Linked DNA regions of Homo sapiens: regions 2, 3 and 4 are each linked to region 1. Evidence: chromatin loops called from intact Hi-C (ENCODE). Cell type or tissue: ascending aorta. All regions are shown on one strand. Region 1 has its middle 500 kb from the start of LINC02955. Region 2 overlaps LINC02955 (long intergenic non-protein coding RNA 2955). Region 3 overlaps ETNK1 (ethanolamine kinase 1). Region 4 has its middle 590 kb from the start of SOX5.

What was found. A loop is a pair of places that touch in the nucleus more often than their neighbours do. Peaks named below come from ENCODE experiments on the same cell type or tissue, not always from the same donor. Only the 100,000 strongest peaks of a DNase experiment are listed, where the experiment ranks them.
Region 2: a loop joins it to region 1, with 2.8 times the contacts of the local background. A loop is called at or near these places in 2 of 110 quality-filtered maps.
Region 3: a loop joins it to region 1, with 4 times the contacts of the local background. A loop is called at or near these places in 4 of 110 quality-filtered maps.
Region 4: a loop joins it to region 1, with 2.7 times the contacts of the local background. A loop is called at or near these places in 6 of 110 quality-filtered maps.

What each region holds. Positions count from the first base shown.
Region 1 is chr12:23,193,007-23,201,006 of GRCh38, reverse strand. No RefSeq gene overlaps it. Among named protein-coding and RNA genes, the nearest start is that of LINC02955, 500 kb to the right of the region's middle. In ascending aorta, no CTCF peak of the experiment used is centred here; a DNase peak (open chromatin) is centred at 3,506; H3K4me3 peaks cover 1,141 bases; H3K27ac peaks cover 2,390 bases.
Region 2 is chr12:22,718,976-22,726,975 of GRCh38, reverse strand. The region is part of intron 1 of LINC02955 (long intergenic non-protein coding RNA 2955); the gene reads right to left. It also overlaps the pseudogene RPS27P22. Among named protein-coding and RNA genes, the nearest start is that of LINC02955, 23 kb to the right of the region's middle. In ascending aorta, a CTCF peak has its summit at 4,028; a DNase peak (open chromatin) is centred at 3,982; H3K27ac peaks cover 2,224 bases.
Region 3 is chr12:22,679,790-22,687,789 of GRCh38, reverse strand. It overlaps ETNK1 (ethanolamine kinase 1), which reads right to left. Exons shown (of 8, transcript NM_018638.5): 7 at 3,234-3,307; 8 at 1-2,908. The coding sequence ends at 2,836. Among named protein-coding and RNA genes, the nearest start is that of LINC02955, 16 kb to the left of the region's middle. In ascending aorta, a CTCF peak has its summit at 3,064 (motif pointing left); no DNase peak of the experiment used is centred here; H3K4me3 peaks cover 262 bases; H3K27ac peaks cover 1,416 bases.
Region 4 is chr12:23,358,518-23,366,517 of GRCh38, reverse strand. No RefSeq gene overlaps it. Among named protein-coding and RNA genes, the nearest start is that of SOX5, 590 kb to the left of the region's middle. In ascending aorta, a CTCF peak has its summit at 4,336 (motif pointing right); a DNase peak (open chromatin) is centred at 6,357; H3K4me3 peaks cover 436 bases; H3K27ac peaks cover 3,420 bases.

The DNA of each region.
Region 1 (8,000 bases):
AGTTTGTGAACTGCCCTGAGGCTTTGACATATAGTCTGTCCAGAGAAGTATCATGTGTGCTGCTGAGCAGACGTTCCCGCTAAGTAATCTTCTGGGTCTCTGAGTTTCATCTAGAAGTGGAGGCTGAGCATAATGCACCACATCACATTGCTTCCCATTCTTTCTGCATCCTTGCCTCGGTCTCACCCTTGCTTCCTTGGATTTGTGGCTCCCAATAAGGCATCAGCACTTAACCCTTGACTCAGGCTCTGCTTTTTAGGGAGCCTAGGCAAAAGCAAATCCAACACAAGCAAGAGACTTATTTATCTTTGTCAAGTTGAGAGTCTGTAAAAATTACTGAGAAATCTCCAATGGCACACTTACCTTGTATTTATGAGTTTCAGAGTTTGAATGAATACTCCCATTGATAGGTGAGGGTCCTAACGTAAATTATCTAGTGCCTGATTGTATTTAATATTCACATTTGGAATGTTATGAGATCTTTGCTTTTGTTTATAGTTTTAACCATACCTTGTATGAACATGATCACGAGAAGAAACAGAAAAGCCCAAAAGAAGGGACATATTCTAAAATGTAACCAAATACACTCTTCAGAAATATTAGGCCAAGGAAGATAAAGAAAGGCTGAGGGGCCATTTCTAATTTAAGAATGCTGAAAAGAGATGAAATCTAAATGCAATGCATGCTCCTTGATTGGATCCCGGAGCAGGGGAAACACTATGAAGGATAACGTTGGAACCACCAGTTAAATTTCAGTGTGAACTGTGGATTCTATAGTATAGTTGTATTAATGTTCAGTGATACACAAAGATTGGGTAGAACAGGCCTCAGGAAAGTCAAAGGATTGAAGAAAGAACAGACTGTGTTGATGTTTATTACCTAGGCTAACATCAATGGCTATAGCAAACACAAAATTTTCAGTGGTTTACAAAATAAGTTTATTTCTTTCTCATGAAACAACCCATGTAACTGCTTTTGACCGATGGGCAGCTTTCCTCCCTATGGTGATTCATAATGGTATTTTGAGGCCTGCGATACTTCTACATTCCGGTAGTGATTACATGCATGAATTTAGGGTGGACTGTCTATTATTCAAACCTTGGCTCCAACTTTTTAGTTCCATGACCTTTGGCAAGTTACTTCACCTTTTTAAGCTACAATGTTCCCATCTATAAATGCAAAAAATGCTGGCCTTGCAGAGTTTTAAATTTTTTTTTAAATGGTAATAGAGTTCTGATCTTGGTACTTCTCTAAGTACAAGTGATGCAAATAGTAGGCAAACCCTCACTGAATCCCAGTAATACTAATAGAGTTCTGATCTTGCTATTTCACTAAGTACAAGTGATGCAAATATTAGGTAAACCCTCACTGAATCCCAGCACTGAACCCCAGTACTGAATCCCAGTACCACTACTTATTCACCCAGGGATTCTTAATCCTTCTCACCAGTCAAAATTAAACGATGGCTCTTAACACTAAATGGCTTAATATATAAAGTGATTAGCTCAGTGAGTGCAACATAGAAAACATTTAACAAGTGTTTGTGTAAGTTTTCTCTTTCTGCTTTAACAAATTACCATAGATTTAGTGACTGAAAATGAAGTGAATTTATTCTCTCACAGTTCCAGGGGTCAAAAGTCCAAGGTCAATCTCACTGGGCTAAGGTCAGAATATCAGCAGCTGATTCCTTCTGGAGGTTTAGGGGAAAATCTGTTTCCTTGCCTTTTCCAGGTTCTAAAGGCAGCCTGCATTCCTTGGCTTGTGGTCCCTTCTTCCCTCTTCAAAGTCATCAGCATACTTCTCTCATCTCTGACCTCTGCTTCTGTTGTCTCATCTTCTCTCGCTAACTGTTACTTTCTTGCCTCCATCTTATAAGGAATATTGTGATTGAATTAGGCCCATCCATAGAATGCAGGGTAACTTCCCTGTCTCAGATTCTTTAATCACAGGTGCAAAGTCACTTTTGCCATGTAAGGTTACATATTCAAAGGTTCTGGGGATTAGGATGTAGATATCCTTGAGGTCCATTATTCAGTCTACCATACTGTTAGCAGTACTATTCGTATAATCAGAAGTGATTCCAAATTAAAAGAGAATAATACATACATGTGACTAGGACAATCTCTAGTACTCAGTAAGAACTCGATAGGGCTTAGATTCTTCATCTCTTAAAAAAAATTTATAACCTCTGGTGCTCAAAGTGACCATCTTGGCTCCCCTAGATAAAATAAGAAGAATCAAAATAACTATTATCCAGAAACTTTAATTCAAAAGAATTAAAAAAGCAAATAAAGATAGCTGGCGTATCTGTGTTGGTATAAAAATTCTGAAGATAATTGAGATTTTAAAAAATGTTGGTTGGTTATTTTTTGAGAAATCCGCATTTCTTGCCTTAGTCTATTTTGTGGCGAAGACCTAGCTCAAGTCTCCTTTCTGTTTTCTTATAGTGTAGATAGGACTATTACCTTCATTGTTTTTTTCTGATGTGCAATGAGCCTGCTACAAGATGTTAGAAGACCATGAGCCTTACAGGCCCTAAACAGAGCTCACCCTTGCGCTTGCACAGCAGGACTAGACATTTTTAGAAACTTCCATGAACAGGGAAGGATCTGCACTTAAAGAATAATAATTTTTTAAAGAGCCAAATCGCTCAGCTGAACCTGCAGATGATCTGACTTTTAGTTACTTTCAGGTATATTTTATGACATTAGAAACAAGAGAACATGTGTTATCTGGCCTGGGGGGAAAGCAGCACCCCTAAATTCTAATAGTTTCTTTTACCAATCCAAAGGAAATCTCTTAAGACTTTAAAAGGTTGGGTTAACAACACTGAAAATATTTTTATTTTTCACACTCCTCTGCTTTTCTTGGTTCCATCTGGGACCAGAAGCCAGCACGTTGAAATACCAGGAGAAAGGCAGTCCTCAAACATTTCCAGCCTGACGAGAGGCAGGAAATAGCAGAAAGCTCAGAAGGGCAGCTTTTCTTTTCTGCCTACAAGATTTCCAGGCTAATTTAATATGTTAAGTTTGCATAGGTATTACTGGATGTGACTTGGGAATACCCAGGTTTTGAAACCTATTAGGGGTTTTGTGTCACAAAAATGAATTATTTATCTTTATTGTCATTGTGTTATTAATGTTTAATGTCAACGCACTATTTTAATTTAAGTAACAACTTTTATGTGGGAATTCTGACATCTTCAGATAACATGACTATGGCAATTATTTGCTCTCAAAAGGTCTCATTAAGAGATCAGTGTTGAGATGGAAAGTTATGATTTTGCTTAAAAAGCAAACATGATGTTGGTTTCAGTTCACTGACAAACGGAGCTAAGTCTTTATTTAGTTATATGAATAAATGCAAGAAAAAGTAGGAGGAGTACCGATTGTTTTAAAAAAACCAAAATGATTTAGCAAAGAATGTAAAAAATATCTCAATATTTTCCGCACATAAGTAAACTCACCAGCTCCAAGTTCTCCAAATATGGCTCCAGCATGCTTTGGAGGAGCGAGAGCCAACTCTCATGAGTCAACAAAATAAAAATACCTTCAGGGAATGATTTAATAGCTACTTCCCATTCCTGGTTGTAATAGAATAGGCCTAATCTATTTATTTTTTTAATCTGCAAGACATTGTAAAACTGGGACTTTGTTTGATGCTTGAACCTTTTCACACACTCACATCGAGAAATGTGAGAGACTCCAGGGAAGAGAATAATCTGCAGCAGCAGCTCTTGGTCATAAGGGATTTCAAGATCATGGAGATCAATAAGACTGAGCTCTCACACTTTTCCAAAACAGTCCCAGAAGCACAATGGATTTAATCCATACTAAGCATGCATTGATGTGAAATTTGTTTGCACTAGGTTTTTTAGATCATTAACATGCTGAAGACGGGGCCTGTGTCTGTAACGTGTCCTACGTAGCACCTCCGGTAGGTTCTAGTCACCATACAGCATTTGTGGGGAAGCCAGTCCTAGGTACCAGAAACTGGGGCCTGTTAGATTAGAATAATGACTCCCTAGCTATTTTTGATGAAATAAATGATTTACATGTTTCATCATCAAAAATGTATTGACTTTTGACAATATGCCGTGGACTATACCATGCTATAGATACTCGGTGATCTCTGTCTTTATGGAGCTTACGGTATCCTGACAGAATACAGACAATAAGTGGGTTAATGGACAAAAATGAAATCACAAATTTATAGAAATGCTGAAAAAGAAAGGAATAGGATGGAAACTAAGAGGAAGAATCAGGAAAATCCAATTGCTTTTCAATGTGCAATCTGAATCCACTCAAAGAACAGAGGACCAGCGCTCCAAAAAAGCATGTGCTATAGCCATAGTGTGTGAACAGCCAGATCTGCCTTCAGTCCATTGACAAGAGGAACAGCAAGAATGTTGTTCTAGCAATCCCTAGGTATTTTATTGCAATCTATCCACCTGACAAAGGGCCGATACCCAGAATCTACAAGGAACTGAAACAAAGTTACAAGAAAAAAACAAACAACCCCATCAAAAAGTGGGCAAAGGCTATGAACAGACATTTCTCAAAAGTAGACATTTATGCAGCCAACAAACATATGAAAAAAAGCTCATCATCACTGATCATTAGAGAAATGGAAATCAAAACCACAAGGAGATACCATCTCATGCCAGTTAGAATGGCGATCATTAAAAAGTCAGGAAGCAACAGATGCTGGAGAGGATGTGGAGAAATAGGAACGCTTTTGCACTGTTGGTGGGAGTGTAAATTAGTTCAACCATTGTGGAAGACAGTGTGGCGATTCCTCAAGGATCTAGAACCAGAAACGGCATTTGACACAGCAATTCCATTACTTATAACCGAGAGGATTACAAATCATTCTGCTCTAAAGACACATGCACACATATGTTTATTGCAGTACCATTTACAATAGCAAAGACTTGGAACCAACCCAAATGCCCATCAATGATAGACTGGATAAAGAAAATGTGGCACCTATACACCATGGAATACTATGCAGCCATAAAAAGGAATGAGTTCATGTCCTTTGCAGGGACATGGATGAAGCTAGAAACCATCATTCTCAGCAAACTAACATAGGAACAGATAACCAAACATGGCATCTTCTCACTCATAATTGTGCGTTGAACAATGAGAACACATGGACACAGGGAGGGGCCTGTTGGGGGGTGGGGGGCTAGGGGAGGGATAGCATTAGGAGAAATATCTAATGTAGATGATGGGTTGATGGGTGCAGCAAACCACCACCATGGCACGTGTATACCTATGTAACAAACCTGCACATTCTGCACATGTATCACAGAACTTAAAATATAATAAATAAATAAATAAAAGAAAAATGTGTTATCCATCTTCTGACCTGAACCTCTTTGGCTTCTCCAAGGACAACTGTGGGGCCTCTTACCTCAGCCTTGCTATGACTCATTCTCTTCCTCATCTCTCCCACCAGCACCCGGGCCTTGGGGAAAAGACAAGCTAAGTGTTCCAACTAGCACTAGATACCTTCCCCACTGTCCCAACCATATGGCCTCCCAAGTCCATGCTTGTGGGGTGCTATGTTTTCTCATCATTTCTAAGTCTTCTCATAATTTCAAAAGGCATAGGTGCCCTTTGCAAGTTGTAGGAGTCATGAAGTTTCCATGCCCAGCACCCCCTTGTTCACCCGGAGTGCATGTTCTCAATTCATTTACCTTCTCATTGAAATTGCATTGGTAACCAGGGCGAAAACAAGGCCAAACTCAGGCAGGACAGTGGTGAAGAAGTTGATGAGGGAGGCTCAAGGAACATTGGGACTATGCCCCAAAGCTGCGAGTATATGGGGTTCACAGGTAAGATGAAGAGAACAAAAGATGAAATTGTGATAAGGATGAGCTTGGGTTTTCAGCCAAATGAGGGAATGAAATTAGATTTTTGAACTTCTACCTCTCTTGCCAATGCATTATTTTTTGTAAACTTGCTTCAGTTACCTAGGCTAGGATTTCTAGGATAGAAGTGCTGAAAAGAAACACTTACTTAAAACTGTTATGGGAAAACACTTCATACAACTCTGGAATTTAATTTTTAATAATATTAAAGCAATAATTAAAAATAACATTAGTGATCAACTTTGAATTTTTACTTGCCATCCTCATTTTAGGGCCAAATTTTACTTGTAAGGCAATAAATTGAATTAGGATTAATATGCAATATTAGGGAACCACCTGCCTTGTTCAGACATGGGAAATAAGCAATTACAACTTAATTGTAACGCGTGTTTAAAAAGTTGGCACCAAAGAAGGAAGGAGAAAAATCTTTAAGAAATCACCCTTGTTCAATCTTCTGATCTCAGTTAAGTTCTTTTTTTTATTGACCACACCCCAAAAGTACTAAAGTGTTTCTCAAAAGAGGGTAGCCAAGCTAGTTAGTGACCTCACCCATCCACAAGAGTTGGCTGAATTCTTTCCCTTGTATATGGTTCCTTTGTGAAAAATATTTATAGTTATGCCTTCTAAGGCTTAGAAATAACCAGCTATTTCTGCCTTTATGCAGAATTCTTGTAAATATTTATATGCTTTAATGTCTCAGTTTTAGGTCCTGAATGATTGATATGAGGGCCTTATCAGTACAAAAGATTTGTATTTTTTAGATGGTTGTTCATTTTCTAACTATGGGAAAAGGATACACAGTCTTATTCTTCATGTACATCATTCCTAGAATCCCCTGAAAGAAAAGAGTTTAATCTGATGATCTTCTAGTTCCATTATATTTGCTTGTTTGTTTGTTTGTTTTTGCCATTGAGGGTTTTTATATTTAGCTTTGTTTTGTAGGCAGGTAGTTATTAAGGCTGTGTCAATAATGGCAAAGCAATCACTCTCTATTTAACTAGCTTGTCCACTCAAAGCTGGAGTTACCAAGATAAATAACGCATAGACCCTTCCCTTAACACACTTATGACTAGTGGGAAGGGAGGCGATGAAGCTCAGATTCTGTGAGTGAAATGGAGGGTAACAGAGAAAGTTTCCCAGACTGCATGGTCCTTGGCCAGAGTTCCAATGGATGAATAGGGATTTAACAGGCAGAACCAAAAAAGAGGGAAGGTCTTTCCAAGGGGAACAAATAGCATCATAAAGGCATGGAGGAATAAAAGAACATGGCAGGTTTAAGCAAATGAAAGAGTAGAGTGGAAATGAAGGATGGAGTCTGTATGGGGAAATAGCTAGAGATAAGTGGGCAGGTCATGGCATTTGCATGACTCGGCTAAGAAGCTTGGGGATTTCTTTGAAGCCACTGAAGAGTCATAAAAGGACTTCAGGTGGAAGAACAATATGGTCAGAGTTCTATGTTAGGAGGATGTTCTGGTGGCAATGTGGAGGAGGGATTGGAGCAGGTCAATAAGACACCGACATTTTTCAGGCACATATTGAGCTAGGCTGGAGGGAAGTGTTTCAGGCTGGAGCCAAGGCCAGGACACCGGGAACGGAGAGAAAAAGTGCTTTGGGATCTGTGGGATCTGGTGACTGGCTGGATGTGGAATAGAGGGAGTCAGAGGAACCCAAGGTGCCTCCCAGAAGATAGGGAGTGGCCTTGGATGTAGAAGAGCATGGAGCAATTTTTCACGGGTGCGATCTGTGTTATGGCCAAAGAAGGTAATCAGAGGAAAATGCCCAAACTCCTCCTTGCCAGTTTACAGTAATCACCAAAAGGCAGTGTGGGCTGGCTGGGGTACAGGCACTTGCCTTAGTGTATTTTGTGTGTGCAGGGTAAGGATTGACAACACAGACTCAGGATCCAGATTGTCTGAATTCACATTCTACATTTGCCACTTGCTGACTATATGACTTTGGGCAAGTTACTTGACCCATCCATACCTCAGTTTCCTCCTCCACAAAGTGAGATGATAATAACACCAACTTCCTAATGTGGTGGTAAGGACTGAATAATTTAAATATTTCACTTAGATGAGTGATTGGCAGGAAGACAATTTTTCATTGAACATGATTATTATTA
Region 2 (8,000 bases), 470 kb after region 1:
CTGCACCTTTGTCAAAAATCAGTTGTCCATGTATATGTGGGTCTTTTTCTGTACTGTGTTCTGTTTCATTGACCTATTTGTCTATCCTTATGTCTTTACCATTGTCTTAGTTAGCTCGGGCTGCCATAACAAAATACCATAGACTGTGTGGCTTAAACAAGAAAAAGTTATTTGCTTACATTTCTGGAGGCCAGAAGTCTGAGACAAGGATGCCAGCATGGTCAGTTTCTGGTGAAGTCTCTTTTCCTGAGTTGGAGACAGCCTAGCTTCTCATGGTATTCTCACATGGCAGAGAGAGAAAGAACAAGCTCTCTGGTGCCTCTTCTTATAAGGGCACTAATCTCATCATAGGACCCCACCCTTTGGGCCTCAACATGTAAATGGGGGTGTGGGGGTGGGGACACAAACATTCAGTCCATAAAACCATAGTATTCATGCCCTGAGAGTCTGAGGGTAGAATAAGAAGAAGGAAAGATGTAGTAATAGTGATAATTTCTACTTCAACAGTGCTTTTACTAGATATTCCATCTCCATAACTGATTACTTTATAATAAATCTCGACATCAGGTGATATTAGCCTTCCAATTTCTTCATGTTGACTATTCTAGGTCCTCTGCCTTTCCACATGAATTTTAGAATCAGCTTGTCAATTTTGACCCAAAAAGAGACCTGCTAAGCTTTAATTGGATTTGTATTAAATCTTTAGATCAATTTGAAGAGAATGACAATTGAATTGTATTTCTATATGTGTAAGAAACACTCAAAAATTAAAAATACCACATGTAATACCACCGAAACTATGAAATACTTAAAAATAAATCTGATAAAAGATGTGAAAGACTTGTACCCGAAAACCACAAAACATTGCTGAGAGAATTACAGAAAACCCTAATAACTGGAGAGCTATATCTTGTTCACATGTCAGAAGACTCAATATTGGAATGATTTCTTCTTCCCTTTAATAATGGAAGCTGCTGCATTTTTATTTTTCTTGGAGATAGGTGAGGCCATTTGACTCTGATCTGCCTAAAAGAATCTCAGCAAAAAAGTGTGCATTATCTCCAGATCATATCTTTTTCTGTTTTTCTTTTCCCATGGGCTGGTCCAGATGAGGACAGCACCATAGGGTAGTGCATTTTCAAGTGTACTTCCCTGACCAGCAGCAACAGCTTCCCCCGAAAACTTGAGAATGCAAATTCTCAAGCCCCACCCCTGAACTGTTCAGTCAGGAACTCTGGAGTTGGGACCCAGCACTGTGTTTTAAAAGAAAAACCCTCCAGGTGATCCAGGCACAGACTGCAAAGTATCAGTTGGAACATGGTTGGCTGAATATGTTTTTCGAGCAGTCACCTACTCTCCCAGGACTCTCTCCACGCTCTTATATGATGGAGAAATAAACTTGTCTTGCTTGAGACTTTGTAATTTTTGTCACCTCATCTATCTCTAATTATACCTCCATTGTGCCTGTCTGTAATATTATCCTGACCTTGTATAGACAAGTTTCTTTCAGGACATACGGTTTATCTCAAAGATAGTATCAAGATTACCACTACATGTCAAGGTTAGTATTTGCCTATACTGAGGGACACATCATAATAATTGGTAGTACCTTTCCTATATAACTTGTGATGTTTTGATAAGTTGGATGAACAATAAAGCGACATAATGTGCTATATTCAAAGAGATAATTTTATAAATTGTCATATATGTTAGTCTTAAAAATTATGAGACTTACATATTTTCCCTTTTTGCATAATTTTCTTTTTCTCTAACTTTGAGGAGAAAATATGGGATTTTTTTTCCTCTCCAAACTATTTACTTTTTCTAATCTGCTCCCATCATGTAGGTACTTTAGTTGTCAATAGCAGCCAGAATTACCCTGAAGACTTGTTTAAGGGAACTGAAAAGGTATAAACAGCCCTAGTGCTGAAAGTAAGAAAAATAATATCTTAGATAATATTCACAGTTGACTGTTCTTCAAACAAGAAAAAAGGGAAAGAATTATGACCTGGAAAAAATCAGTTATTTTATATATAAAATTATATATAACATAAAATATATGTTATTTTATATACAAAATTATATATAACAAAATATATATTATTTTATACTTCTTATATAATCTGATCTATATAGCTCAAAATACATGTGTGCATGTGTATTTTACACATATATATAGTAAAAGTACAGTGCAATAACTCTTGGAAATTTTTCAATGGTTCATCATGAAACACTTCTTACAGTGTTTCAATAAGCCTGTCTAAGTTGACTTGAGTACTTCCTGGTGATAGGAAAATTCAAGTGTTCACAGCTCATTCAATATTCTACTTATTTGCTAAGCACCTCCTCTGTATCAGACAGCCTCTTCAATTTTTGAACAGCCATAATTGATTAAAAGTTCTAACCCACATTAAGATGAAATCCTCCTGTAAATAGCTTCAACAGAGCTTCTTGCAGAAACACACTGTGCTAGGAGCTGGGGATAGAGACACAACTGCCTTCAGGGAACTCACGGTATCCTGGAGGTAGGGACAGAGGGTCTGATGACAGAATTAATAAATGCCAATGTATGGATGTACAGAATGCTTTGAGAAACTGGAGGAGGATGCCCTAAAAGATGAATAGGAATCAAAAGAGAAACAACATTCCAGGTACCAGGAAGAGTATGGATACAGGCACAGAAGCATAGAAGAGAAGGACATTTAGGAAACCTCTAGTAGCTCTGTATGTCCAAAATTAAAGTTGTGGAGTAGATGCTAAGACTGGCAAAAATCTGTAAGACACATATTAAGAAGCGACTTGTACATCACAATGAGGGGCTCAGACTTTATTCCCCAGGCAATGGGGAGTCAGTAGAAAATATTATGTGAACAAGTGACATGATTCGCTTTCTGACTTGAAAAATTATTCTGAGTGAAGTAAAGAGAATGAATCAGAGAAAAGAGAAAACATAAGAAAGAACAAGAGGATACCTGTAAACAGTGTATGAGTTTCTTCCCCACTCTTCCTCCTGCCCTCTCTCTGTTCCCTCCTCCTGCAAGAGAAAATATGTCTAGGCTAAGGTAGCAGAAGTGAGGATGTGGATGAATCAACAGATCCGAGAGATATGAAATAAGATTCTCATCAGTATTTAGTAATCAACTCAGTATGGGCAGTGAAGGAGAAGGTTGTAGTTCTGTCCCCTGGAGCATCGCAAAAGTCTTTCCTATGACAACCCTTCAGTCATTTAAGAATAATTATCACCTTCTTTCCTTCACCCCTCAAACAAACCAATTCTTGTCCTTCAACCTGGGTACAATAAAATGCCATTCCCCAGTCCCCCTATCTCCCAGTGTCTAAGTGGGTATAGAAGGTACGTTATCTAAAATTTCTCAACAACCTACTCAAAACTCAAGAAGTAGATAAATGTATTTCTCTCTAGCCTATAAGAATTCACACCAGCCAAAAGATCTCCCTCACTGTTCAGTTGTCAAAAAAATATATTAATGCTTCTAAATCAAGAACAAAAATAAAGTCACTCAAAAATAAAGTTTAACATTTCATATTTTTGGCACTTAAAATATTCTTCTATTTGTGCTTTCCTAACATGAGCATATGACTTGCAAAGCAAAGTAGCCATAAATCAGGCTACTCTAACACCCTCTTCACAGACATTTGTCAGGAAAAATAATTAGTATACTGGCTAAGAGAACACTAATAAAGCAGTGCATTGCATTTCATTTGGTCCTTATTCAACAACTGCAAAGAGTTCCAAAGAAAAAGACAAAGAAAATTAGAATTATTATTCTCCTACACCCAGCTTTCCTGATGGAGCATATTTCTTGATGCTGGCAAAACTCCTGGACCTAATCTTTATTTTTTAACCTATTGATCCTTTTCCATTTAGTGACAGACTTGTTCTGCTACAAGGGATGGGTTTCCAAATTGGCCTGAGGGAGGCATGTGGGTTAGAAACAATATTGTCATTGGCCTAGTTTTGGCAGGATTGGTGGAAAGTCAGACAACTGTTATGTTTTGGAGTTGCGGGCTAATAGTGCCCTCTGTTTTCCATTTTTGCTCCCATCCACAGAATTACCAGATGGCCAAAAAGCCACTAGAACAGAAGTAATATTCCAATACAGTGGAAAAAGACCAATCCAGTAAACACTCTAACATCCATCCAGTGACTTAAAATAGCAATCTAAATGTTCTAAAGATGAAGGGGGAAAAAATAGAAAACAGCAAAAACTCTTTACGCCTGACTCCTTTCACCTGAATACATGGTCTTTTCAGAGCAATAAATTTACCGCAGATTCCAGCACCCTCAAAATGTCCCACCCATCTTCCCAAATGCCCAACTTGTAGCCCAGTTGGCCACAATTGTTCAAAAGATTTAGAAGACATTTCCTAAACTTCCCAGAGATTCTCAGTCAGTGGATCCAGGATGGAGCATAGTTATCTGTAATTCCTTTTAAATACAGAATATGCTTATCAAGATGGTTCCTATTCATCTTGATAGAGGGTGATTTAATGCTGCTTCCTCCTGAAGGAACATTCTTCTGTAAGGCTTGCTTTTTCTCCTGTAGGCTGGCAGAGAACAGTGGAGCCACCAACACATAAAACTACTGTTTGTGCCTGGCTAAAGACCCTGGCGATTTTATAGCATCCTGGGTATTTCATATCCATGAAGTGCCTGGGGCTCTGCATCAGGCACTCCTTGTGTTTCCTCTTCTGGAGAGGGATAAAAGAGGTCTTTTGTGAGAGGCATGTTCTCATGGATATGTAGTCACCACCAGAAAGGGAAATACGTCATTTAAAAAAAATCTTTCCAAGTGATTCTGATGGTCACATTGGGGAACTATTTAAAGGAATCTTTAATGGTCTATCTGTAGGAGAAATTTTCAAATGAGGTGCTGGTGCTAGAAATGGAAGTCATTGGTTGGGTAACTTTTCAATTTTCATACATCCTCCGCTCCTACCTCCAAGTTTCTTCCGTGCTTTCTGCTGGAGAGGGAATATAGTACACGGGGTGAGTAGGAATTGAAAAACACTGTCTTTGGAATGGAGAGTCAGGGAACTGCCTGGAGAGAAACGAAGCAAAACAAAACAAAATGCTCTCGCTCTGATAGTGTGAACTAGTTGGGTGCAAATATAAAACAACTGTTATCAACACCCACCTCAACCCTGGTTCATTCTATGGGGCAAGTTCTTCCTCTGCTCCTGGAAGAAATTCTGAGAAGGTGAAACTGGTTTTTCCTGGCATTTTCAGATAATAAAATCATTTTGCCTGAAAGAGTCTCATGTTACAATTAAAAGTCAAGTCAAAAACCATAGAGTTTAAAGTTAAAATTTCTCTCCTCTCCGACTGGGGATCTCCTCCCCCAGTTTGGGCCTGCACCTTCAACCTCTTCTTAGTTTCCCCTCCTGCTTCTCCATCTCTTCTCCCTCACTCAATAAGCGTCCTTCCCCCATGCAAGATTGAAGGTGGGACTAGGGGCCGGGGTAGGAAAGGAAGAGAGGTAAGGTTACAGAGAGAAAGGTCTTACCTGACCAATATTGATGCAACCTGACCCTCTTTCCCCCTGGCTGGTTAATTCTTGCTCATGAGATGCATTAAGCGTTCTTTGAAGAGCTCCTGTCATCGCTGGAGATGTCTCACCTACAGAACTAGGTGGATTCATTTCCTCTAGCTGGTGATTCACAATTCCCTGAGCACCTGACTTTCACTGTACACCTTCAGCCTTTTCTATTGAGGTCTCCTTGCCTTCCCTCTATCAGATACATGGGCAGGGCTTAGGGCAGTTTAAGGATGGCTTTCTCTCTCACTTGTTGCTCACATTTGATCCATGAAAAAGACTCACGTGTCATTCCCTGTCGCACCAACAAAGCAGGAAGCTTTGGCCAGAGCATCTTGCTTTTAGGTGCTTTAACCATGTGTCAGATACCAGTCCACTGTATCCCCCAAACAGCAGGGAATCCTATCAGAAACCTCAATTTATCCCTGGGAAGCCTATTTTGCTTGACTTTAGGTGAGGAGGAAGCCTCTTCCTCTTACTCCATAGCCATGAAGGCAGGGTATCAGCAGCATACTAAAAACTCTAAGATTTTTTCTTTAATCTCCAATCAGTATCTTTTGATCTCTTCCATTTCTTTCACAGATTGAATATAGGTGATCTGCAAAATCAGTTTATAGCACCATCTTCTCAAAATGTTACATGGTGCAACTATTATCTGGAGGCCTTAGATGAAACAGGGATTTGGAGAGTCCCATTTTACATTTTGATGGCTAAAGCCCTAGTCCTTTGGACTGTCACACCAAGACGGTCAATGGATTTCCATTAGAGGATCTGAACATGCCCTGTATTCCAGTTGGCTCTTTGACATTCAAAGTCTGGGCAGACTGGCAGGCCCCATTTGCCAAGGAGCAATTACTTCTGTAGTAATTAGGTCTGAAATCATGTTGCCTGTTTGAATCAAAAGCAGTTTTCTGCACAACGTAACATTCAACCAGTGCAGACACGGAAGAGTAAATAAACAACCCATGTTTCTTCAACCAGGCACAGCACTGAATTTTACAGCAGTTAAAGATTCTAAGGGTATTAAAGATTACAAGAATGTAATCATACCAATACCAAAGAGATTTGTTAATTAAAGCCAAAATCTGGAAGTATAAGCTGAAGTTATTATTGTTTATATTATAATAGAAAAGAAAAAGAGGGACAAAGAAGGAAAAAGAGAAGAAATCTTAAATGGTAAACTGAAAAACAAAATCATAAAAATGTAAATATATCGAGGATTCTAAAAATCAACTAGTTTAATACCTTCATCTTACATAAAATAATAACAATAGTAACAAAAAACCCTACTGCGCATTTGCTATGTTTTAAGCACTTCATAATAATGTTATCTCATTTAATCATCATATATGAAAGGCTGTGGTAGATTAGATTATTGCTCTCGGGTCTTCACTCACTGCCTTCTGCCATGTAACTTTCTGATGCACTGTAGTGGGCAGAGTACATTTCTCCACCCCATTGATATTGGGCTTGACCACGTGACTAGCATTGATCAATGAGATGTTAACACATGTCACACAAATACAAGAGTAAAGTCTGTTTTCTAATTTTGTAAATTGTGTAATTTGACTTGTCATCTTGCATTCCTGAGATTGGTGCTGGACAAGGACAATGAAGAAACATACGGAGCAAACCTAAACTCAACCTGGAGCCTAGAGCCAAGGCTCACCAATGACATCCTGAAGCAGATCTACCCCAAAACACTTGCAGGCCTATGAACCAAGAAAACTAACGCTTGTGGTAAGCCACTGAGTTCTGGACAGTTTGGTATACGGCATTATTTTAGCAATGGCTGACTAATACGAAGGTCTAGACAAAGAGAAAGAATGTCTGCTTATCACCAAGGCTGAAATAAATTTTAAAATCCTCATATTCCCAGTTTTCTTTCATACTGCTTATTTGTCTCAGTTTAGATACCTTAGCTCTAACCTGTGCTCATTGCTGGAAGTTAAGGATTTTATTTGAAGAAGATTTCTAAGAGTAACTCACAGAAGCTCTGAATTACTAAAAGAGCTAAAAGTTTACACACACTCACAAACACAAACACACACACACGAACCTTTTTGTGGGTGCTTGCTTCATCTGAGATGTAAAGACAAACAAATGGACATCTATAATAGGTCAGCTTCAGGATGAACAATGTTAAGCTGACAAGGGTTTTTTATGCAGAATGTACCATCAACTCCCAGGACTAGAAGCATATAAAAACCTAGGCATTGGCCGGGTGCGGTGGCTCACTGCTGTAATCCCAGCACTTTGGGAGGCCAAGGCAGGCGGATCACGAGGTCAGGAAATCGAGACCATCCTGGCTAACAAGATGAAACCCCGTATCTACTAAAAATACAAAAAATTATCCAGTCGTGGTGGCAGGCGCCTGTAGTCCCAGCTACTCGGGAGGCTGAGGCAGGAGAATGGCGTGAATCCGGGAGGCAGAGCTTGCAGTGA
Region 3 (8,000 bases), 510 kb after region 1:
AATACACAGTCTCATATGCAAGATACAGTTCACACTAATTTACAAATTTTTATTTACATTTTTTATATACATTCCAGGCAGACCTACTTGATGAGTTTTGTGCTCATATTGATCTCAGATGATCGTGTGTACTGTATGATTTACTACCACATCTCTTTGATTTCCAGAAAATGGTGGTAGCATGGGGTTAGGAGGAAAAGAAATCACTGGTCAGGTGAGATCATACAAGTATGAAGGGGAAAAAAGGAAAAAAAATTGCGGAATTTGGCTTGTTAAAGCATCCAGGCCACTATGGTCTATTGACTAACATTGAATATACATGAATGCCACTTCTTACAGCCATTTTCATATTTACAAAATGAGCTTACTACTAGTTGAGTTATTAGGTAAGGCATTCAAGTTCCTTAGCTTAACATAAAAAGGCAACAGACATCTTAGCACACCACAGGACAGATTTTAGAGGGATGATTTCAGAGCACTTTGAGATTTACCCTCCTTTAGAATCCCTTACATGGTCGATATAAAAGGGAAGCAATTCTGAATCCTATTACTAGCCTGCACCATGATCCCAAAAACCTATACAGGAAGTAGGAGCATCACAACAACCAAAATCTAGCCAGAATGGGGAAAATAGATTAGATATCTTATTTTGTTCCCAAGATCCACTGCATAGTCCCAGAGCTAAAGTGAGAGCCTTTATTCCTGGTTACATTCACTTCCCTATGAATCTCTCCAAAAAACCTACAATAGTGTGACAGCTAGTAGCTATGCACAGTCTATCAGCAATGGCTCAGTGAACCTCTATTCAAAATAGTTTGAAGTAAGAATATGGAGTAAGGTAGAAAAATTATCTTCTCTCCTCCCACAGTTCTACAAGATATATACTGTTGCACTTTAGAAGGCAGAAAGCAAAAAAAAAAAAAAAAAAAAAAAAAAAATTAAGAGTATTACACATTCTTTATCTGTTTTATGAAAATGTTCTAACCACAGACAAAAATTCCACCAAAAACAATTTTTCAAGTTCACACTAACATTATAAAAAGCTACTAGTTGTTTAATTGGTTCCATTCACTTAACTAGGCAAAGTTCTATTGATCTTACAGTAATATGGTTTATAAAAACAAAAGTGAACATTTATAACATTGGGGAGGTAGAAACCAAATCTGGTCTAACACTGTTACAGATACAAACATACTTTAAGATTATATTTATGTAACTAGAATTTACCATTTAAAATGGCCTGTGTTTCTATTTACTTTATTAGCTTCAAAAATCTTGAGATAATCCAAGTATTTTAAAGCATTTGTCTGAGAATATTAAGTCATTTGGAATACATTAGACTCCTCAGAAGATTTCTCAGAGGATAAATTTGTAGTTGCATATTTTGAATATGCAGATCCAGTAAGCCAACTTTGTACATGGGCACTTATGTGACCGAAGTGCAAAGCTTGTCAGACTAATTTTCTAAGTAAAGTTAACCATGACTGCTCAACTACACAGAGCAGACTTCAAAACCTGAAGCCTATTTATCTATCTGAAAGATCTAACTTCTTTCCATACAATAATTACCTCCCTCTTACCACCAGACAAAATTAAAAATACAGTTAAACAAAAACAAGAGAAATAAACAAAAGCCCTCCTGCCATGACTATTTATGCTTAATTCACATTTTGTCATTTGTCAGATTTTAAGTGTACAAGATCAATGCCCTAAGTGTTCCTTATTTAATTATATAACTGCCTCAACATATAACGCTGAACTTACATGTATCAAGTAATCATTTGCTATCAGTCTAAAAACATAGAATCAAACTAAAACATGAAACTAAAATGTGAGGAATGAAACATGAAACTGAAATGTAAGGAATGACTCTGGATAGGTAAAAAATAATTAACCTAAACAATATTTTCTTATTTCTACATATGATAAATTTTGTGTATTTGTTTCAAAAATTAGCAATACTAGTGACTATTTAATAATCAAAAACATAAAGCATCTCTAGAAGTAAAAGGAAATTTTTGGTTAGAAACAATTTGATACTATAAAATTTTTAAAACTGAAAATAGTAACGACCATATTTAGCATTTGAAAACATTATTTAATACAGATTTTGGTAACATTAACTAATACTTATTCCAAGATTATATGGTAAATATTTATATTTATACTGCCAGACTACATAGAGAAACAGGGATTTAATTCTAAGTTATATTACCCCAAAAAGAAATACTTTCTAATATTGAATTCAACAAGATGTACCACCAACAGAGACAGTGAATGTATTTCACCTTCCTAAACAGCTATTTTTATATGAAAATCCTAAATTATCTACATCAGTCAATGACTGGCATTTCAAGAGTAAATGATTCATTTTACTTACAATGCATCAAGATAAAAAGGTTACACTGAACAACTAGAATGTTTACTGAAATTAATCTTATTAAAGTAAAACTTAAAAAACTTATTTGGGACATTTTCATTGCTTACACTCAACGAACGTGAAACAGAGAAAAACAGTCACAGAATCGTGCTAAGTTTATAATAAATAATTCACATACAACATAGGTTAAATTATCAAAGAAATTAAACTGACATCTTTATACCTTTTGCAGATTTAACACATTTCTAATCCACCACATACGGATAGCAGTAGGTATATTTCTTGACATCATTCAGTCTATTTCAAAAATAGATTTGATTGTTTAGAGGCATAATTTATAAAGCAAGATAACCAAATTAAACAACAGAATTTTAACTAATATTGGCTTTTTGGGATTTCTTAAGAAAAGATTCACAAGCATTGCTCAGCTACTGGAGAATAATTAAATCTCTTCTTTACTCAGGCACTTTTAATGCAGTAACCTCAGGCTTCATTTTAAAGTACTGGTTAAAACGAACAATTGCATACCTAGTGAGAAAAGAGAACAACAAAAAAATTAGTCAAAGCTGAAAAACTTGGTCCTTCCCTTATTTTCACTCAGTCCTCTAAGCTGGTTTTCTTAAAGTTTAAGATTTTCAAAGGACATATTTTTAGTTTATTGCACCACCTACTGGACACTTTTCTAATCCTGCGAGCACTTAACAGCTTATAGCAATTTCTTCACAGACCAATTACTAAGTGTATACAACTTTTATAATTGATTGCAAATAACTACAATATTCCCTGTGAATTCTTAATGTTAATCCAAACAAAAGCAGAGACCAATGTAATCATATAATAAAATTTAACTTACCCAAGGAAATCAAACTCAATAGTGGAGTATTTGGCTTGAATCAAAGCCCACAATCCCCAAAAGAAATGAGAAGCCTTAAAAGAAGGAAAGAAAAATCAAAAATTATGATAATGAATTTCTCTGTAAAACACATATGAATTGCTAATTCTATCCTCTAAATCAACTCCATGCACCACACTTTCTTGCTGTTCTTTTTATATAAAGCGTCTAAAACCTAGATCCTACTGACGTCTGCACCCACTAGATGGCTACAGATCACTTTCGTCAACACCAAAGGAGATTATGGTAAATTATAATCACTTGAAAAATAGAGGCCAGTTCCTGTGATGTGCTTTTTTATAAAGCAAAGTTTACCATCAGCACTGATAGATGTTAGTGTTTTTAATGGTTATAATTGCTAACAGGCTTACACATTATTATATCAAAGGCCTTTGTTTCTTGACATACAAATATAAACACAAAAGAAAATCCAAATCTCACAAGCAATAAATATATTTAAATGTGAAAAATGTTCTAGGGGTGACAAACATCTGAAAATGATCTTACTGGCTTAATTCTGCATAACAGACCACAACATAAAGTAACACAACTTATGTCAGGAAAAATATGGGTTTTGGACTTACAGGGAAATTAGCATGTAATTAGTAACTGTAAAATAATTATGTGTGCTTTACAATCTATTTTCAGTTAAACAGGGTAATATTTTAAAATCTGAACAAGATTTCACTTCCCAAGAAATACTATATTCTAACTAGAAATATTCTAAGTAGAAACAGTATTAAAGACAAGGTTTTTGTTTCAGCTAAATTCATTACAGCAACAGTAACAAAGGGGCTCTAACAAAAAAGTATTCAACAGCCATGACCTTGGTATTTAAAAATACCAAGCAGCACAGTATACCAAAAAGAATTCTTAATTTGAATTACAAGATGTAGAGGTTCCAGTCCAGGCTCTATCTCTGAGTACCTTTGCAACCTTTAATAAGTCACAAACTTTAGTGTCAGATCTATCATTTACGAGATGGGAATATTAGCCATTCTGTATTCTACACAGGATTGTTTTAAAGACTAAAGGATATAATACATGTAAAAAAAATTTTTCAACCTAAAGATCTCTATTTAAAAAGCACTCTGCACTTTGTTTTTGGCTTCCTCAAAAAAATACCACTAACTATTCAGCTATTCAGGAGGCTGGTGATCACTAGAGCTCAGGAGTTCAAGGCTGCAGTGAGGAGCATGCCACTGCACTCCAGCTTGGGCAACACAGTGAGACACTGTCTCTTAAAAAAAAAAAAAGAACAGGAATATAATTTCTTTCCTGATATAGAGATAGAAAAGAATAAACAATGTAGCAAAGACTAAACAACTAAAGTCACTTGCACATGAAGCATAAAAGTTAAAAAAACAAGCTGGGCTCTGGCGTGTGGCTTTAAGCACTTCACGTGGTGCGTTTATTTCCTCATCTGTAAAATGTAGGTCATAATAGTACCTATAGCTGGCATATAACAAATATTCAATAGAATGCTAGCTATTCTTACTATATGAAACCAGAATGATTAAAAATGATAAAGATTTTCAAAAATGGTCTTCTATCTAAAAAAGTATATCAGGTATTGAGAAATGAAATTATGAAATTAGAGGACTTCCTTCTTTTCAAAGTCTACATCAGAGGTTCTTAAAGTGGTCGATGAACCCATGGGAGTTTTCGGAGGCCCAAAATTACTTTCATAATTATACTGATATGTTACTTGCCTTTTTGACTATGTTAACATTTGCACCAATGGTTCAAAAGCAGTGAGGGTGAAACTACTGTTACCTTAAGTCAAGGCAGTGGTAGCAAATCACACTAGTGTAATAGTCTTATTCTTCACCATCACACAATAACAGTAAAAAGCCAATGTCACTAAAGAATGTCCTTTGTGAAGCCATTAAAACTATTAATTTTATTAAATCTCTACCCTGGAGTACGTGCTCTAGTATTCTGTGGGAGGAAATAGGCAGTACATATAAAGCACGTCTACTGCATATCCAAAGTACAATGGATGTCTCAGGAAAAACACCTAGGTAACTGACTTTTGAGTTGAATTTGCACATTTTTAATGGGACACAATTTTTACTTGAAAAAAATGACTAATATACAAACTAGAGTTATCAAACTAGAGTTATCAGACTTGAGTATTTGGCAGACATTTTCTCAACTATAAAAAAGATAACTTGCCATTTCAGTGAAAATAACTGACAATATTTGTTGCCAATGATAAAATTCAAGTTTTCACCCTAAAATTAGAACATGAGAAAAGTTTTATGTGATTCTGTGAGCTTAACAGCTTCTCAATATAGTACTATAAGTTTTTCTGATGACACTGGTGGTGATATCAACATATGTGATCTTTAGCTATCTTATAATGAGATGTGTCAACATTTGGAAGATCTATACAACTCAATGAATCAATTATTTTCCAAATAACTAATAAGTTAAAATTACAAAATCACATACAGGTAAAAGAATCATTCAATCTGCAAGATAAACCAGTAGATTTTAATGTAATAGAGTAAAAAATTAATTGATACATTCAGATTATTCATGGCAACTAACCTTTAAGAAACTATCACTTGTTGAGCTTTGGTCTAGTATCAAAAAAGAATATCCACAATTATCTGAAAAGGCAAAATACTCCTCTTTTCCAACATGCATGTGTGAAACTTTTTTTCATATACTTGAAATGAAACAATCCATCACAAAAGATGTAATGCAGAAGCAGATACGGGAATCCTGCTGTATTCCATTAAACCAGACATTAAAGAAATTTGCAGAAGTGTAAAATAATGCCAGTCTTCTCACTAAATTGTTTTTTGTTTTGAAAAATAGTATTCTATTTATGGCATTTGCGTTAATGTAATGAGTTTATTTTAAATATATATATATACTTAAATGTTTGAATTTTGACTTCTAATATGTTAAATACTGTTAATTATTTCACAAAAACAAAAGCTTGTAGAGGTCTTCAAAAACATTTTAAGTATGAAGGGGTCCTAAGATTGAAAAATTTGAGAACCACTAGTCTAAATTGCCTTGCATATTTTACGCTGATATAAAATCACCTATAGATGGTATCCTAATCTCTTCTTCCTACTAAATTTGCTCTGTAGTGGAAAAGACTGAGAAATCAAGAGTCATTCTGCATTTTAAAAACATACCAACTTAGCTCTTCTCACCATTGTCAAGCAGAGATGGTAACTATATTTCTCAATCAGTTTTTATTCATATACTTATATAAATTAACTAAACGATTCTACACTAGAGAAGCATTATCCATAAAACCTCACTGAAATCTCATTTGTGTAGGCAACCATTTTTATAGGGGGAAAAGTGATAAATTAATATATAACAGTAGATTCTAAATGGATGAGAAACAAAGGCAGAAAACAGCCCATTCATCATTTGCATCCCCCCAAAATACAAGTACATCCAAAAAAATAATAAATTCTGTAACTATACTATCTCTTTCACATTTGGAAGTTATGGATATGTAAGTCTCTCTGTTAAAGGGTATTTTAATTTCTAGACTACTTACCCCTGTTGCAAAGAAATATTCAAAGCTTTATATGGTAAATAAATAACTAAAATAAATCCCCAGTGTGCATATAATGGAGGGGGGGGCGGGGGAAGAAAAGCTCCACAAAGCCATTACGTATACTCTGTTTGGTTTTATAACCCATATACCTACTTTTGTTTGCCACCATCTCAACATTAAACAATCAATGACAAGTGAAATGTTATAATCTTTAGAAGTCTGTATCATGGCCTGAGCAATCAACATTTACTAACCATTTATACTATTTCAAAACATGTATACCCTGATCTTATCATTCAGACCTGCTTTTCTTTTTATCAAAGCAGCTTCATAAACTATCTAAGGAGGAAACAGCACTTAAGACACATCCATAAGGAATAAGAGAAATCTGCCAAGAGATGCAGGGTAAAAGGCATTCCAGGTAGAAGGAATAAGCTTCTAAGTACACAGACATGCAACATCATGGAGTATGCCCGCACAAAATGACTCTGCTAGAGCAGAAGTAGGACGTGTGAAGTAGTGGGAAATAAGAGTTTGCAGATGCTGTCATTTGGATTTCATTCTGTAGGTCACAGGGAGCCATAAAATAGAAAAGTGACACAATCTAATTAATTAAATTCTAATTACTAGAAAGGATCACTTTTTTAATATACAGAATAAATGAAAGACAGGAAAAACAAAACAACAACAAAAAAAACTGAAGGCAAAGAGACCAGTAAAGGCTAATGTTGGCAAGAGATTCAGTCCTCAATCAAAGGTAAAAAATAAAAGGAGAAGGTGCTGAAATCAAGAACATTTTAGGAACCAAGAACAGAACTTGGAAGGGGTAGACCCAAATCAGAACACTAGGGAATACTGTTAACATGTAAGAGGGCTGGGAGAAGAGGAGGAAAGAGGAGCCAGATTAAGAGACTGAGCAAGACAGTACAAAAAGAGAATTTGTCACACAGCTTTAAAATGATGTATGTATTCCTCCACCCTTCAAGAATATGGCCAGGTGAGGTGGCTCACACCTGTAATCCCAACACTCGGGGAGGCCGAGGTGGGTGGATCATTTGAGGTCAGGAGTTCGAAACCAGCCTAGCCGATATGGTGAAACCCCGTCTTTACCAAAAATACAAAAATTAGCTGGGTGTGGCGGCAAACGCCTGTACTCCTAGCTACTGAGGCCAGAGAACTGCTTGAATCCAGGA
Region 4 (8,000 bases), 170 kb before region 1:
GGCCAACTCATAAAAGGCCTTAGAAAGAGTTTGTACATTAACCTGAGTGAAATTGTGGAGCTAGGTAATTTTTCATTTTAGAAAGTCATCTCTGGATGCATTCTGGGGAAGCTAGAGAACCAAGAAAAATGGGGCAAGAGTGGGCATGGAGAGGGTCAACTCTGCATCGCTGTAAGTGAATATAAGTTGATTGTCTAAACTCAGCAATGGTACAATTACCTGATATTTAGTATAGGAAATCAGCAGACGTATGTTAATGAATTTTAAAAAATTGAGTGAGAGGAGAGTTTTATTCCTCCCAGACTTATTAAGAGGTCTCTTAGAGACCCCAGAGAAGAAACAGGTTTAGAGGCTGGTAAAGCACAGAGTGGGGAAGAGGAGCACTTCATTTCACCCAGGCAATGATTTTCTACTGATAAGCATTAACTTCTTCAATAAATAGATATTTTTGTGTACCTACCACATTCTAGGCAATCAGGATGTAATAAAGAATCAAGGCAGACAGGATTTATGCTATTTAGAATTTGTGGTATAGTGAGAGACATACACCTTAATCAAATCTAAAACATCAACTACAGGTTATGCAAGGTGGGTACATAGAGCTCTATGACAAAGTACTACAGGTGTGAAAATAAGTAATTCAGAATCAAAGCTGTTGTATCTTTAAATTATTTTGAGCCTTAAAGAAATATAATTAAGAAACTTGAGTGATGTGACAGGCAGCTATAACCTAGAGAACTGTAACCTTATTTCCACTGATTATAGACTAGTGTTTTCTTTACCTACATTGTTTTTTAAGATGTTGTGAAAGACTAATCGATGCCAGAGAAGACTTCTTCTCTCTTAACTGTTGATCTTCCTTGCAGATTAACTTCCCTCTTACTTCCCTTATACAAAGACCCCACAACTAATCACATTGTCTAAGATGGAGTGTTAAATATACTCTGTTAAATTGTAACAAAAAAAAAAAAAAGAGAAAACAAGCTGTAACTAATGAAGTTGCTGTAATTCATGAACTAGCCTTATTTGGAAATGTGTTATTCTGTTAAATTTCTTTGTTTTCTGCCTATATAAGCAAGACCTTAACTTTTCAGCTTCTGAGCACTGACCTCATTCCTTTGGAGTCTGTGTTACCCAGATGTGTATATCAGCTTTGTGCTTCAGTAAATTATTTTAAATTGGGTTCTAATTCTTCTGATGATTTCAGATTGACCCAGGGGACTTGCAATAGTTAAAGATGCAATGGAAGATTTACTTAGTTCAGTAGTGGTTGAACTGACCTATGAAAATCATATGTGTTAGCAAGGCAAAGAGTGGGTAGATCTTTCCAAACAGATGGAACATTTTGTATAAAGGTTTGGTGGAAAGATAGAATACACTGCCTTCATGAAACTGTATGACAGTCAATGTGGCAGGCTCACAGAGGCTGGGGGAAACTTAAGACAGGATGAAGCTAGAAAGGTATACAGAAGCAAGAACACACAGAACCTAGACAAGTTAGTGTATCCAAAGTCACAGTACACAGTAAACTTTGTTCTGCAAGTTTGTCTTAAGCACTGGCAAGGGTGAGGATGAACCAACTTGAATTTTTTTTTTTTTTTTTTTTTTTTTGAGATGGAGTCTCGCTCTGTCACCCAGGCTGGAGTGCAGTGGTATGATCTCAACTCACTGCGAGCTCCGCCTCCTGGGTTCACGCCATTCTCCTGCCCCGGCCTCCCAAGTAGCTGGGACTACAGGCGTCTGCCACCACGCCCGGCTAATTTTTTTTGTATTTTTAGTAGAGGCGGGGTTTCACTGTGTTAGCCAGGATGGTCTCAATCTCCTGACCTCATGATCCGCCCACCTCTGCCTCCCAAAGTGCTAGGATTACAGGCATGAGCCACCATGCCTGGCCACCAGCTTGCATTTTTAGAGCTTCTTCTGACTTCGGGATAAAGAATAAACATATGAGGGTTGAAGAGTTGAGAGTGGAGATCCATTAGTAGGCTATTGCAGAAGTCCAGGCAATGTATTTATCTGACGGGTTCTTCCTGCCCACTGCACAGGCAAAGTCAATTCACTGAGACCCTGGCATTGCAGTAGAGAAAGTTTTATTGACACGAAGCTGACCCACATAGAAGAACTGGAGTTATCACTCAAATCACTCTCCCTGGACAGTCAAAGGTTAGGGTTTTTATGGACAATTTGGTGGGGGCTAGGGAATGAGTGCTACTGACTGGTCAGAGATGAAATCGGAGGGATGTAGAAAATTGTCCCCATGCACCAAGTCAGCCTCTGGGTGGTGACACAGGATGAGTTGAGCCATGAGTCATGAGTCCAGGTGGGGTCAGTCCAAAAAACATCTCAAAAAGCCCATCTTAGGTTCTGCAATAGCAATGTTATCTATAGAAGCGATTGGGGAAGTCACAAATCTTGTGACCTCTGGCCACATGACTCCTGAGTAGTAAATGATAATAGAAGCTACACCTACATCTTTGTAGAGCTCAGGCCCCTCCCATAATCCTATTCTTGAGAACTTTGATTAGTCTTACAAAAGTGGCTTTTGGTCCCTGAGCAAAGATGGGGTGAGTTTTAAGGAGGAACTCTTATCACCCTTGCTTTCACGTTAAACTATCAACTAAATTCCCCCCAAAGTTAACTTGGTCTATGCCCAGGAATGACCAAGGACAGCTTGGAGATCAGAAGCAAGATAGAGTCAGATTTCTCATCCTGTCATCATTTTACAAAGGTGGTTTCAGCAAGAGGTGATAACAGCTTTAACTGTGATGGTGGTGGAGGTGGAGGAATGTTGACAGATTTGAGAGATCTTTAGGAAGTAAAATAAGCAGGAATTAGTGATGAATTGTTTATGGGTGATGAGGGCCAGGAAAGTATCAGTGCTGATATCTGGAATTTATGGGACTGACATGCACTGAGACATGGAATGCTGGGAGGAGGCCTGACGGACATAAGTAGCAATGGGAGGTTGGGAGACTGAGGAGGGTATGTTCCATCTTAGGCAGATTGAGTTGGAAGTGACTTTTTGAATTAGAGTGAAGATCTCTGTCTACTGTGCTGCTTATTATGTGCTAGTTATACAACACTTGTGACCTAGTACTTCATCAGAATATTGCTCCTTTGAGGACATATTCCATGCTTTTCTCAGTCATAAGGGGGTGATTCATAATTTTTCAGATACTTGGAACTGTAGGTCTTGGTGACAAATAAAGTCAGCTTGCCACGGGGTACTTGCAATAATTTCACTCTGTAAGAATAAGTGATAACTTCTTCCCTGCTCAGGCCCTGTATCCTAGCATTAGCTCAATTCAACTCTCATCCAGTATCTCTGAGGAACGAAGTCTTTTGTTACTCCAAAGGTAATGTGCCCTCTGTTCATGGAACTTACATTCAACATTTATGAACACCTGGAGGGCTTCCCAAGGCACTTCTGATACATTCCCCACCCTTTGTGATTTGGCCCTGCCTGTCCCTCCAGCCTCTCCACCATCTACTCCCCTCGCTCAATCGGTTTTAGCTGCTTGGACCTATTTCCAATTCCTTTCACAAGCTCATTCCTGCCTCGAGACCTTCACACAGGCTTTTTCTCACTCTTTTCTTGGCTACCCTCTCCTCATCCTTCAGATTCCAGCTTATATGCCACATTCTCAGAGATATCTTTCCTGCCACCCACACCCCCCATCTAAATTAGCTATTCTATCCATTCCTTATTCTCTTTCTTGTGCTCTGCTCTTTTCTATAAAAGTACATATCACAGACAGTAATTGTATATTCATTTGTGTTTGTCTAGTGTCTGTCTCCCCAACTTAATTATAATCTATATGACAGCAGAAGCCATGTCTGATATGTTCTTCAGTACTAACACTGTGTATATCAGTCATGTTTATTCAGAAGATGAATGAATGAATGAAAACTATAGTGCTGGCTGGGCGCGGTGGCTCATGCCTGTAATCTCAGCACTTCTGGAGGCCGAGGTGGGCAGATCACAGGGTCAGGAGATCGAGACCATCCTGGCTAAGACGCCAAAACCCCGTCTCTACTAAAAATACAAAAAATTAGCTGGGCATGGTGGCAGGTGCCTGTAGTCCCAGCTACTCGGGAGGCTGAGCCAGGAGAATTGCTTAAACCCGGGAGGCAGAGGTTGCAGTGAGCCGAGATTGTGTCACTGAAATCCAGCCTGGGCAACAGAGCGAGACTCCTTTTTTTTTTTCAAATATTAAAATTTTAAATATTAAAAAAAGAGAGAGAGAGAATGGTATAGTGCCTCTGCTACGCAAGCACTAATCAAGACAGAAAGATGCGAGACAGAAAGATACGACCCCTATGCTGGATGTCCAGTAGGGGGAGGTAAATTCAGTCCTGATGTAGCATGGCAGGTGGTCTTGTGGACATATATGTACAAAGTGGTAGTGAAGCATAGAGTCACTACACACCGACTTGCCCTGTGAGTAATGGTAAAGGCTCCATAAAAAGACAGATTTTGATTTGGGTCTTTAAAGATAAAGAGTTTATTGGGAGGAGTAGGAGAGGGCAGGTAGACAGAGATTACAGTCTGTGCAAAGGTGAGAAGTTGTGAAGAGCCATGATGCTTTTGGGGCAACAGTGAAATGTCTGGCCTGTCGGAACATAGGGTAGAAGGAAGGGGATAGAGATAAGCTTTGTAAGGGATGTTGGAACAGTTTGGAAAGCCTACGCTGTTTTGTTTAGGTTTCATCCAACAGGGAATGGCAAATCATTGGAGATTTGTAAGCCAGGGAATAAGGTGAGGCCTCTGTCTCAGTAAAAGGACTCTGCCAGCGAGCGTGTGTGTGGTGGTGGAAGGCGGGGGGGTGGTTGGCGGGGAGAGGGGGTGATGCCTGATGTCAGGAAAGTGGGAGAGGAATCGGTAGCCCACATGGGAGATGACACCACTGACATGGAGGCAGTAACAGTGGAGAAAGACAACAGAGGATGGATTTTTGAGGGATCTTTAGGACTTGGACTATAATACTCTCTGAAGTCACTTTCAGCCCTAAAATTTGATGATCCCTTTATTCACTCTTTTTTGGCTTTAGAGTTTGGACCAAATATATTAGTAAAATGTTTCTGTTTTCCTAAATATAAACTCAGATAATTTATCTCTATTAGATGAAAACACAACTGAACTACGCATTATACAGAAGATTTTATGGTTTCCCTGGGATGAGGCCAGAAATGTCATGAGAAAGCACTCTGACTGGGTCACTTGGGATAGGGTTGTGAAGTGGACAATTTACGCTGAGCCTCAGATCGAAGCATCCTCATAACCCTCTTCTGCTGTCTCCTCATGACTTGGCTTTAGATGAATATGTGGCAAGAAAAAAAAATGTTCCACACTTAATTTGGGGCAGTAGGAGGAATGGACATTTCTGTATTCTTCTGTTTTCGTTGTAATGAATGTGTATTTTTGACATATAAATTTAGTGGAGTTTAATAGCAAGCAATGGATGAATTTAGATATAGTAGACTTATGGACTGCCAGAAGGCTAGGATGGAGGAGAAGGTAATATAAACTAAATGGTAGCTTACATTAAGCCTGGATGAAATTGGGAACCACAAACAGAGGGCAGCTCTGAGGAATGTTTAAGGAAGTTAAGCAATCTTTGAGTGAAACGAAAGCTCATGAATTTGGGGAAACCATATAGATAAGTGATTATTAAGTCTTTGTGAAGTTCTTTCCTGATTGTCTTTGATATATATCATCAGGAGACACCAAAGATGGAAGAAATTATTTCCTTGTCCTAAGGGAGGGTCCTACTGTCAAACGGCAGCCAGAAGACAAGAAGAGAGAGAGTGTGACAAGCCACACTGTAACCATTCAGTGGCTGCAAGGAAAATTTCCTTATCCTTGCCAATGTGGTATTTTTCTTTTGGCAGTGAAAAATTGTGGAAAAAAATATGCAAAGCCATAACAAGCAATTTGAAAAAGTTGGGGGAAGGGGATTATTCGCATGCTTTAAATAGTAATTTGTTGATTTATTTCACTCTCAGGAGAAGAAACATTTCCAAGAATAGTTTCCCTTATTTCCAGAAAAGCCTTTATATATACTTCAAGTGTCTCAGGAACCTTATCTTACACCCCCAACACAAACATTGTATTAAAAATAGTTTCAAAACTATTTCTTAGTTCAAGTTTGTAGCACATGATCCTTGCTTAACATTCTTCAGTTTTCTGCAATGGTTTTAACTAAAATAGATACAAAGTAACAGATTAATTGTGTTACTGAGAGTCTGACCTCAGCATCATGGCCTTCTGAATAATTTTAACCTAGGCCATATGTCCAGTTCCTTCAGCTAATTAATTATTAGCTACTCATTGCTAGCAGTTTCTACACTTGATTCTAGTGCCAGCTCCCCTGGGCTGAGTCATTTAACGTGAACATCTTAGTCTTCCTCATCTGTGAAACAGAATTTATATTATACCCCTCCATATAATTAATAAGTTAACTAAAGCAAAATGTGGTTTTCTTTTTTCTTTTTTTTTTTTGACAGAGTCTCTCTCTGTAACCAGGCTAGAGTGCAATGGCGTGATCTCAGCTCACTGCAACCTTTGCCTCCTGGGTTCAAGCAATTCTCCTGCCTCAGCCTCCCAAGTAGCTGGGACTACAGGTGCGCACCACCATGCCCAGCTAATTTTTGTATTTTTAGTGGAGATGGGGTTTCACCATGTTGGCCAGGATGGTCCATCTCTTGACCTCATGATCCACCCGCCTTGGCCTCCCAAAGTGCTGGGATATGTGTGTGTGTGTGTGTGCACACGCGTGAATGTTTGTGTGTGTGATGATTGGCTACAAAGTATTTTTAAGATGGCCAGTTGATTCTTTTCCTAAAGTCATGCTCCTAGAGCTACACTATTAACTGAAAAATTTTATGAATTATCTCTTACACAATCTAAGTGTGTCTATTATACTTTCCAAAAAAATTCATGTCTTTACAATAATGAAGTTGAAATTCAAATCTTCTCATCCTTTTGGGAGCTGTTGAGGTCACTGTTCCTAGAACAACATCATAATTAAGAACAAGGCTTCTCTGCTTAGTTCTGTGACATTAGGCAGTTTATAACCTCTCTGTGTCTTATTTTCTTCATTTAAAAAGTGGGGATAATCATAGTACCTTCTTCGTTGTATGGTTATTACTTACTGATTAGTGGATGTTTTTGGGAAGAGGAGTCAAGAATGATTTCCAGTTTCCAGACAAGGATGACTAGGAGTGTGAGGTGCCATCAATTGAAATAGGGACTATGGGGGTAAGAGCAGATATAAAAGTAAGATCGCAGTTAAAAATGTGCTCATTTGAGATGCCTGCCAATTCCATCAGACATCAAAGATGTTCAATGTGGATTTGAAAATAAGCTTAAGACTTTATGGGTTTTGGAGATCATTTTCATGAAATAATGTATTGAACAGCTCAGGGAACTTTGAACTATTAAAGGTGGACTTTAACATAGTCCAATGTCTTAGTTTGACACTTGAGGAAACAATTATTTAGGTTACACTATTTGTGATAAAGTAGTGTGGTCTCTTCTCCTTGAATCTGCAACTCACAGTAATGAATAGTATTTGGCAAAAGTGACACTGTGCTACTTCCAGGCCTAAGCTTTAAGATGACCTGGAAACTTCTGCTTTTGTGCTCTTGGAATCCCTTAACCCCATTTAGAAGTCTGGCTACGCTGTAAAAGAGATCAAATGAAGATGCCACAAAGAGAGGGAGTTGTTATGACACATCACAGAGAGAGACAGCATCCAGCTGACCCAGTGTCCCAACCCCAGGTGACCCCCCTGATAAATGCAGCACGTAGGTTATCACCCTCCAGACTGGGCTCAGCTAAGTGTTGCCAACCCACAGAATCATAAGAAATTTAATTTTTTAAAGCCCTTAAGATTAAGGGTAATTTGTTACATAGCACTAGTTAATCAAAACAGTGGAGGAATCAGGACAAAAATCCATGTCTTCTGAGCTCTAGAACATAGGTCATCTAGGGCAAG